Linked DNA regions of Homo sapiens: region 2 is linked to region 1. Evidence: chromatin loops called from intact Hi-C (ENCODE). Cell type or tissue: Caco-2. All regions are shown on one strand. Each heading gives the region's core, and the rest is flanking DNA. Links, peaks and the distances in the headings are about the cores only. Region 1 has its middle 360 kb from the start of ZIC3. Region 2 has its middle 130 kb from the start of GPR101.

Evidence for each region. Peaks named below come from ENCODE experiments on the same cell type or tissue, not always from the same donor. Only the 100,000 strongest peaks of a DNase experiment are listed, where the experiment ranks them.
Region 2: it touches region 1 in a loop (11-fold over the local background); 2 of 110 quality-filtered maps call a loop at or near these places.

Annotation. Positions count from the first base shown.
Region 1 is chrX:137,924,494-137,929,878 of GRCh38, forward strand. No RefSeq gene overlaps it. Among named protein-coding and RNA genes, the nearest start is that of ZIC3, 360 kb to the left of the region's middle. In Caco-2, for the core only: no CTCF peak of the experiment used is centred there; no DNase peak of the experiment used is centred there.
Region 2 is chrX:137,164,586-137,169,970 of GRCh38, forward strand. No RefSeq gene overlaps it. Among named protein-coding and RNA genes, the nearest start is that of GPR101, 130 kb to the left of the region's middle. In Caco-2, for the core only: no CTCF peak of the experiment used is centred there; no DNase peak of the experiment used is centred there.

The sequences.
Region 1 (5,385 bases), core at 298-5,297:
TATTATTGAGTTTAGAAGTGATTAACCATGGTCTCCTGAATGGGTAGAAATAGAGGTGAAAGCATCTGGTGGCAAGAATAGGGAGGTATACAAGGGCGGGAAGGTCCGATGTCCAATGGGGGTGGGAGCATATGTTTAGTGGGACTGAGGAAAAAGAGAGCTTGGAGTCTCTTGCAGACTGAAGTAAGGGAGGGAAATTTTGAGGTTTAAGAATTTAGAGTAAGAACAGTTTCAGGTGACAATAAGGTCATGATGTGGCCACTAAGATGATTGGTAAGGTAGAATACAGATGAAGGTCATTGGAATAAAGGGGATCAAGGCCAGTGTCATGAATGAGTTATCTACATGAAGGTTGAAGTTATTCAGGAGGTAAGGGGATCTGGTGGAAAGAAGATGGTAATCTGGATTTCAGAATGTTTAGTGAATGCAGTGGAAAGCCTGGGAGAGAGATCTGAAGATGACTCTGAAAAGTTTATCAGTCAAATAATGAAGGCTTCAAAAGAGGAGGAGTTATTGATGAAAAGAAGCCTAGAAGAGTCTGGAATGGGGAGTCTGGAAACGCTTGCCAGTCTTTTTACCCCAGGATATATAGAGTGTGGATGAATGAAGGAACTTTAGAGCTTTGCTAACTCAAGTGCAGCTTGTAAACCAACAGCACCCAGTATCATCTGGGAGCTCATTAGAAATACAGAATCTCAGGTTAAACCTCTGACGCGCTGAATCAGAATCTGCATTTTATCAAGATTTGCAGGTGACACATCTACACATTAAAGTTCAAAAAACACTGCTAAAGTGGTTATGAAGGAAGTGTCCCTATCAGAAGAAAACTAAATTTTAATGAAGGGGTAATAGAAACTTTACAAGAGATGTGTTACCAAGGCCTAGGGGTGAGTGGAGCTGAACCAAGTAGAGAACTAACCAGTTATAACTGGAACTAAGGTGTGAACTTAAACTGCTTAAGAGTGGAATTGGGTGTGGTACATCCAGGCAGGTGATCTTTGTCTTGGTCTAGCTTCATGTGGTGGAGAAAACTGGGCTGGCTGTGGCTGTTCAGGTGGGTTGATGAGCCTTTTTGAAAGGCTCTTCTTAAGTAAGAAGAACATCTGTGCTCATCGTCTGTAGCTTGGGTTGTGGCTCATGCCTGGTGGAATTGCTTATAATAACGAGGCTTCTTGCTGTGAAATTGAATTCATGTTGAAAGGCAATGTGAACATTTCCTGTTAGTTGATGAGAGGGAGTAAATCCTTCATGAGACGATGTGTTTCGAGACCATAGCATGCAAGTTAAGTGTGCAGTGGTGTTGCCAACCCAAATCTTTAAAGGATTTTTGCCCCAGAGATTTTGAGCTGGGCCTGGGAAAAAGTTGACAATGACAACAAATGCCAGAAGACAAAGGTGCTTCAAGCTGAAAACTTGGCAAAGTTGCCTTTAGCTTTTCAGAGTTTTGTTCACTGCTTTTTCTTTCTGTATTTATTTCACTAGCCTTACCATTTCCCCTTCCAAATAAGAGGTGAATATTAATTTAGGCAATATTAATTAAAATAACCTGAAAGCTTAAAGCCATGGCTATAACATATACTGGCTGAACATATGTGCATGTAAAAGTATCAATATTGAAAGCCCCTGCTGTGAAAAGCCATAGCAAAGAATTTTTAGCAGACTTACTTCTGGGATCACTAATGATTAATTAGTGTGTATCATAATGTAAAGCAAATGTCACCCTAGCTACCTGGGGTTGCTGTCATTTGAGAGTGGAGCAATTTCCTGTTGATCACCAACAGTAAAATGAAAACTGCCTGCCATCTTGTGGAAGATGGTGGGTATCTCATGCCCAGGGAAAAAAGCAAGTGAGCCTTCTAGACCCTTCTTGCATGTTCTCTTGGAAGACAATAAATTTATTGTCTCTTGTAGAGAACCATAATAAGAATTAAAATGGAAAGAACACATTTCAATTAAAAATGCACAATTATGTTTCCTTTCTCATTATACATTTCGAAATCAGGGCATCTAAGTCTAAATAGTAAACAGAGTCTTTTCATCGGGTGGCCGTTCGTTGAAGAATTGTGATTTGGCCTGACCTGCTCAGTTTATTGGCTAGCCTCAAGAGAAATTGTAGCTGAATAAGTATTTCAGATCACTACCTGAGAAGCAAAGTACAGGCTATGAAATGGTGAACTGAATGCCAAACCAGCAGTTCACGGATTTTTTGATTTAAGCAGGATTCTTAGAGCACTCAGGAGTTTAACCTGCTCCTGGGTAGCCTTTAAATGGTTCTGCCCAGGGCAGCCATCAGCTCAGTTGATTACTGTAACTCCCTCAATCCCAGGAAAATTTGTGTCCTGGGGAACAAATAGTTATTTCCTAACTCCAATCACAATTGAGAAAACAATTGAACCAGTAAAGTGTTGCTTGGAGGAGACAGGTGAGCAGAGCAGTAGAGGGAATTGTTGTTTGGAAAGATCAGGAAAATAAGACTGTCTCCAAGTTCCTTAACAGGTGGTTTTTGTCAAATTGAGGTGGGGGGAGTTAAGTGGCTATTTCATTAAATTGATTGGTCAATTTAGTCAAAATGGACAATTTGGTAAGCTTGTATAGACCCAGTCAGAGTCGTTTTTGGAGGCTCTTTAACAACCCGGATCTAATCCAGTCTATGTGTCCAGTCCCTGGTAGTGAGTGTATTTTCTCTCTTTCTCTCTCTCTCTCTGTATCTAAGTATGTTTTTTATGTGTCTATCTATGTATTGACTTTAAATATCAAATTTCACTTCCTGGTTTCAAGTACATATATCTATTTCTCACTTTCTTGCCATAGTACAGGAGCTGATTTAGTGAGATCAAAATTTATTTTAAAAATATGGTCTCCCACTACAACCATGCTTGACTAGCTTCGCATTTATGGCTGGGCGCAGTGGCTCACACCTGTAATCCCAGCACTTTGGGAGGTCAAGGCAGGTGGATCACGAGGTCAGGAGTTCAAGACTGGCCTGACCAATATGGTGAAACCCTGTCTTTACTAAAAATACAAAAATTAGCTGGGCGTGGTGATGCGTGCCTGTAGTCCCAGCTACTCGGGAGGCTGAGGAAGGAGAATCACTTGAACCCAGGAGGCGGAGGTTGCAGTGAGCAGAGATGGCGCCACTGCACTCCAGCATGGGTGACAGAGTGAGAATCCATCTCAAAAAAAAAAAAAAAAAAAGGAAGAAGACTATGCATTTAAAATAAAAATAATACATCTCTGTTGATGGATGACTTGGGACAGTTTTCACGAGAACTTAAAATGATTTTTGCTATTTTGCAGCATATATTTTAATTGAAAGACATCCATGCACACTTTCCACAACAAATAATTATAGGGTAGTCAAACACAATAGAACATTCAAACATTTATTATTCAGTAACGAGGTTATATACGAACAGGAAGCCAAAACTTCTCCAATGGTTAGCTACTTGTAAAGGTAACTCTATAATTAGGTACATTCTACAATTTCATATAGCACCTAGTTACTGAGTAAATATTCATGCAAGTGTCCAATTATTTTTGAATTGCCCTATATTGTCACAGTTACATGATCAAAAATGAAAGGAATAAAAAATACTACATGCAAGCAGTAGAAAATAGATCATTTAGTGGCCTTTCCTTCATACTTTTATTTCATTTCTTTACTTGTGAGAATTCCAAAATGTATCCTCTTCTTGTAAATACTGACGCAAGCATTCTTATACCTACTAGTTAACCAGAACTGAAAACTACAACTCCCAAGAAGCTCAGCAGCATCCTGATACAATGATAGCTGGCAGTAAAGAAAACAGTTTAAATATTTTGTAGTGATATCATTCTCTCTTTGGATATGTGGCACAAGAGTACATTTTTTTTTGATACACAGTAAGCATAAAACCTGATAAGCAAGCTGAAATCAAACCAATGAAGGAAAGTTCTCATTTTCAATTATGCTCTTGACAAGGTGTGTTTTATTTTGCTTTTTAATCGTTTATTTTTTAAGGATGTGAGTTTTAAATGTACACTCTTTTAAAATATGAATGTAACTATGTATTTTACCTATAATAATACATGTCACCCGGGAGCATTTCAATTTTTTAAAGGCACTTAGAATTTCACAAAGAGTTGGAATTTTGAATACCAAAATAAGAATTCATGTTTTCCAGCTGAGATAAAGCTTTCTGATGGGTGGAATACATTACAGGTCCAAAAAATGCAGTGGTGAGAATAAATAAAATAAATTGCTTTCCAACTGCTGTCTTAGTTTTCTTTCCCCCAGCATTAGATGGTATGCATCATGTAATAAGAGCAAGTCCGTTAAGTGTTTTTGCTCTCTGTAATATCAGGCTGCTGGTGATGGACAGAATTGTGTTATAAATAGGGAGTGGATGTGGAAGTTGTTGTTATAAAATCACTTTTTCTCCACTCATTGGAAAATAAGTTCACTTATAGTTATGCTACCATGGGGTAGTTAAACTTTTAACTCATGGAAACATTCTATTAGACCTGACAATATTATGCATTTTATTTGTTTATTAACATAGTGCTTAAAACTACATGTTTGTTACTAAAGATTACACGCCAAACAGGAGATATACAGAAATAGCCTCCTTCTATATATGAAGGACGAGAAATGACAAATCCATCTGCAATTTAAATTTTCTTCTATAGGTATTATCTTAGGTCCTCTTTGTGTGTTTTCTCCTATTTTTCTTTGTGTTAGCTCTATCTTTCTTTGTTTTAGCTGGCTTGTGCAATATGAAGACTCTGCCTTGCTTATAGCTCCTCAGCGGAGGCAGCCTTAATAACATCAGTGTCATTTTGTTTCTCCTCCTGATGTGCCTTTGTTTGATAGGCAGTTTCATTTGGTGTCATTGTTTAGCTTAAGCAGTTGGCACCTGGGGAAGTCTATGGAAACCTTCAATTCGTCAAATCAGGACTGACTGGCAAAAATATCGCTTGCTGATACAGACAGTCCCATATTTGGTTACTCAAAAATTGAACATGTATTTCAGTCTTGATTGGAAAGGAAGTCTTTGAAAGACATGCAGCTGCCAAGGTAGGGGGAGGTGCAGAGAATGGCTGGAGAGGTTTAGGTGGGGAAATCTTCAAACAGAGATGACTTAAGGTATCCAATATTTGCAGTCTTTAAAAAGGGGGTATTTGAGAAGTGACAAAGAGCCTGATACTTTACGGAAAAAGTGGACACTGATTATACAAGAGCCCTGATTATATAAATACTAAAAATTGACTCAATCAGTTGAGTATTTTCAATTCATGACATCAAACAACTGATCTGGCCATCTCCACCCCACCTCAAACCCTAAGGTGACGAAAAGGAATGGTTGTATATACAAACTTTTATCCCACTCTTCAGTGTCTCAGGTT
Region 2 (5,385 bases), core at 145-5,144, 760 kb before region 1:
TTTTAAAAAGTTGATCACTGAGTCAATAAACATGCATCTTTTAAAGCTTTTGGTCTAAAATTTCCAAGTTATCTAGGGTCTTATTTTGTATGAAGCATACAGGGCTCCTGTTGGAATATGGAACTGAATGAAGGAAAAGATGGAAACCAGAAGCATTTTAGAAGTGTCAGTATGAAGTGTGTGTCCACATGAATGGATGAAATTTTAATTGAATCTAAATCTTCTGTATCAAATCAGAGAAGTCTATATTGCACCTCCCATGGATTCATGTCTGAGCACTTGAATGATGACCCCAAAAGAGTAGAGTGTTATCAAGTCTTGGCTAAAGGAGAGATTATATGCAGCAAGAACAAGCTCTCAGGTTGAGTGACCAAGGTGCTCTCTAAATTGAAATCATGTTGAGACTAAAATCATGTGTGCCCCATGAGGAGACTATCAACCCTGACCAATGTCCTCTGGGAGAATCTGGGATTCAAGACAAGATGTAGATGTGAGTAGCTGGTAAGGTCAAGGCACCAAAGTGAGATAAAAGAGGAGCCTGAGAAGTGAGTTTAAGAAAGACTTTTCTGGCCAGATACCTTTCATCCCTCCACCTTCAAAGAAGTCTGGGCTATTGGCCATGGCTGCCCTCCCCACATATGGCAACTGAACACAAGGTCTAGGAGGTATCATGCTGGAAAATGCATACACACATGGTTGCAACCTCTACTCAGTTTCTAAAATCACTATTTTTGGTGATTTAGTCTAAGCCCTGAAGCCCATGAGCAAGGGGACATTTGCTCTGCCTTTTGATTTGACAACAGGATAACCTGTGCAATAAATTGCTAAGCCTGGAGAACAATGACTGAGTCAAATCCTGTGGTGGCTAGATTTTCTTCTAGCTGCACTTCTCACTCCATTGCAAATCAAGGGAATGTGAACATTGCAAGGGGAATGGGACCATAGAACTATTAGGTTTTCCTCCAGCTTTGAGGTTTTATGAGTTGATAGGCATGTCTGCATATGACTTGATCATAAATGGAGAACATCCGGCAAGCTCAGGGCATCTCATGGCAGTCAAGCTCATGGCAGTCAAGCTCATGGCAGTCAAGGAGATTTAGTGTGTGCATGTGGGTGTTTATCCATTGATTGGAGGGGAAAGGCTCCCTCTTGAGGCTGGAAATTACTCTTTTCTTAGCAGAAAAGCAAAAAAGAGAAATGAAGGAGTTTGGAGGAAAAGGAACATTTGAGAGTTGGGGGGTGGGGGTTGGTGGGGAGAGCCTTTGCCCCCGACAAAATGAACTTAGTAATGGGAGGTTTGGAGTTAGTGAGGCAGGCTGACTCACAGCTGGAACAGTAGGTGACCTCTATGTGGCCTCCAGATCCCACAAAGAGACGGTCTATTGAAGTTTTGAAGTGGGAAAGTCAGGAGGGCAGGCAGCAGAGGCAATAAAGCCAAAGTGGAAAGACTCTTGGCTCATAAGAACAGAAATTTGGCAGCATGGGGGTGATGGGGAGCTTGCCAGCTTCATATACCAACTACTGAACAAATGTTGTTAAATATTGCTTGCTGTGAATTAAACTTCTCAGTATAACTCTTTGCCAAGAATGTTCAATAAGACATGGTGCATGGGCAAAGAATACCACTTGATTAATGTAATAGATATGCTCAGGTATAACACACACTAAATAAAATAGAATATTCATGAAATTCTTACTATGGATGCTTCATCATAGTCAAAGACAGCTAAAGGGTATGTGTGTGTGCATGTGTGTGTGTGCATGCCCATGCATGTGTGGGTGTTGCTTCTCTAGAGGGTTATAGGCATATGTTGGGAGAGCCTATGAACCCAAAGCTGAGGCTACAATTGAGAAAGAGAAGTCAGGAATGTTTCCCAGTAATTAATGTTTACTTGAATCATTAATTCACATAATACTTGTTGTATATTTACAGTGTACCAAGTGCTGCCCTGGGCTCCATATTTTATGTAAATGAATAAGACCAGGTTTTTGGCCCCAGAGGAATGCACAGTTAGAGGAATGAGACAATGGCATACAATGTTATAAATACTGATAGAAGTTAGCTCAAGTATTATGGGGGTTTAATCCACTCTAGAGAAAATGGAGTAAAGGAAGAATTCTCTGTGATGGTGGGGTAAATGAAAAGCTTTTAATGAACAGGTGATAGAACCCAGTGAGAGGGGGCCTAACTGGGTCAGCCACTAGGGGGCATGTGAGTACGGGTCTGCAACTGGGAAAGAGGCTCCTGTTGATGGCTTCTGGTAGCAGTAGGGAGACTGTTTCCCTTAAATAGGAAACCAGAGAGGAAAGGATAGTTTTTCTGCTCTTGTCTCTCCATTAAAGCAAATGGTTATTTTATAGGCAAACTGACAGGTATTTGGTAATTGAGGGGGAAACGGTGAGCTTGTTCCTGAGGTGGTGGATCTCACTAATGTGGGTCCCAGTAGATTTAGGCTAGGTACACATGGCTGGAAAGCTTAGCAAGATGGGAGAGATGGCAGCAAGACACATGCCAGGGACCACAGGGAGCCCAGCACAAGAAGACTCCTGCTTCCCTAGTAACCAGAGGTCATGTACAGAGTCAGGGTGATGAAGGGGATTTTGGCTTCCATGTGCAATCCAATTTCTCTTAAAGTCATCCCATTTTATATCCTGATTTAGCTTTAATTTTTCCAGGCCTCTCCAGTGTGTGGGAAGTCATGGGACTGAATTAATAGGGATAATCTAAATGTCCTTAGCTGGTGCCTCCATCCACCCAGTGTGGCACCCAAGCCCCTAGATTCATCAAGTCTAGACACAGAAGTCCCCAGGGAGACTCACGGATACTCACAAACAGTCCTCTCATGGTTTTCTCATTCAGGTCCTAAGCTGAGCTTTCCGCTAAACTTGTGTTAACAGTGTTCTGAAGAATAGGAGGATATTTTATTTAATTTTGTGTGTGTGATAATGGCAATGTGATTTTGTTTAAAAATAAATTCATATCCTGAAATATTTATGGATGAAATTAAATGATATATAGGATTTGCTTCAAAATAATATGTAAAGTATAGACAAAACGAGATTTTCCAATTGATAATGATTAAAGCTGCGTGATAGGCACATAGGGGTTCATTATACCATTCTGTCTAATTTTATATATATTGGAAAATTTTGTAATAAAAAAGAGAGGAGAATATCATATGAGTTGATAAGAATAACATTTATTCATATAGAGCTTGTTGGACCAGGTGAATCAGGATTTCCAATTCCCTGTCTCCAATAGTAGCCTGAATGCTTTTGTAGAATTTATTGAATGTAAGATGTATACCAAAGCAAGGTGAACACTAATCCTTGAAAGAAAATGAGGGATACATTACATGTATCAGAAGTTGGGAAGACCAGAAGGATCCTGGAACAAGAACAAACTAAGTTGTCAAGATTTGCTTCAAAAAAGGAATATGTGTGTGTGTGTGTGTGTGTGTGTGTGTGTGTGTGTATTTTTTTTTCATTAGTTCTGTCCCTCTAGAGAACCCTGACTAATACAAATGGCTAATTACAAGGGTATTTTATATGTATACTGACAAGAAGACACCCAGGGTAAACCTAAAGACTGTTGAATTCACACATTTAGTTCTCACTACTAGAATGTTGATGACCAGGTGCAGTGCCCTAGGCAGCCTTCTTCAAATGTGATGGGGCCAATCCTTGCCTTGCTTGCTCTAGCACAAGTGGTAGTACCTCTCCCAGTATCTTTGGTGGAGTGGGGATGCCCCAGGTTCAACATCAAGAGATTCCCTGAAAGCGGTTTCATGCCCATTGAGAGTTAAGATTGCAGATGTTTACATCATTAGTGTGATTTACTTGTCCAGTTCCCAAAAACAGCTGTGTGGGAGGTTGGCATGGTGAAGATGTGGTTGGATTCTGAAGCAATGTGTGTGATGAGAAAATACATTTCTAAAAATGCCAAATGGTTAGATAAAACCCTCCTTGTTTCTTTGGAACTGTGATCAATGTCACTTGATTTTCCTTTCTTCTTCCTCCATTGCTGAGCTGGTTGCTCTCCCATGACATTTGGAACCATTGAAGGGTAGTTCCCCGCATTTTTAGTGGCTGTTAAACAGGTTTCCACAGTGAGAGGCTGAGGCAAACTGAAATTTATAAAACTACTTGTTATAAATCAAGACCACGGAAAAAGCGGCAATACCCTAAACTGTCTAACTGTACACACATCTTCCTTCAAGTTCCTTACAATAGCTGTGAAGCAAAATCTATATGACATATCGGGCAAATCCCACCTGCATATCAGGGTGCAGTTTTAGCTTCTGCAAAGTAGTTTTGCAGAGGAAATATTCCAGGTCACAACGCATTATTCAAAACAATAGCCAGTAATATTTAAAACAGAAGATCATCAAAAGAGGAAGAATTTGGCAGAAGGGCCCCAGTTCTAACATTCTTTCAGTTGACTGACCAATTTCCTGGCTATCCTGCTCCATAAAACAGGATTGTACAAGGAAGAGAAGTGGTCATGTCACCTCTTGTGATTGCTCAGGAGGCAACAGACAGCTGGTGAGGCAAGCGGGAGGTGGGAGTACCCACAAGGAGCTGACAGGAAGGAAGTCAGGACACTGAATCCCACTCCTGAGTAAAGAATTCTGAAAAGAGAAAATTATTTCTCTTGGTTTCTTTCACTCATTTCAAAGTCTCATAAGCTTGTAAGGAAATTGTCAAAGATGCTCTTATATAGGCTACGATCAATCAGATATAGAGTTAGTTCCTAGGAGTTCTAATGCCGATACTGGAGACCCACCTATAATCACCTTCTCTGGGCTCCTTCAGCACTCTGTACTCTTTACAACACTCATTATATGGTGTGGTGATAATTTATTTGTTTCCATGTCTGTCTGTTCGCCAGCTAGATTGTGCCCTCCAGGGAAGATACCTTATCGAATTAACCTCTGTATCCTCAGCACTTGACATGGTGACAGGCATAGAATAATAATTCATTAAATGTTTTTCAACGAATGGATGAATGGATGGATGGATGGATGGATGGATGGAATGAAATATAATGTCATTTTCTCCATTCAGTAGCTGGAGCTGGGAATGGGTAGATGAATTATTTCTTTTCGGGATCCAAGCTTCTCTAACATGGAAACCTAATAAATGTTTGATTGAACTCAGCTAGCATATGAGCTCTTACTATGTATTAGGACAGTTCTAGAAATAGTGTGGGGGATTCTAAAGAAGTACAAGATGGTTCCTGTCCCCCAAACCACTTTCAAAGTCATTGAACATACAAAGTGATAAACCCATGAAATAAGCAACAGAGAAAGTGGTGTTATAACCAAGGACTAGACGGTTGATAATAAGTTCTACAGAAGTTTATAGAAATGAGAGGAGAATATG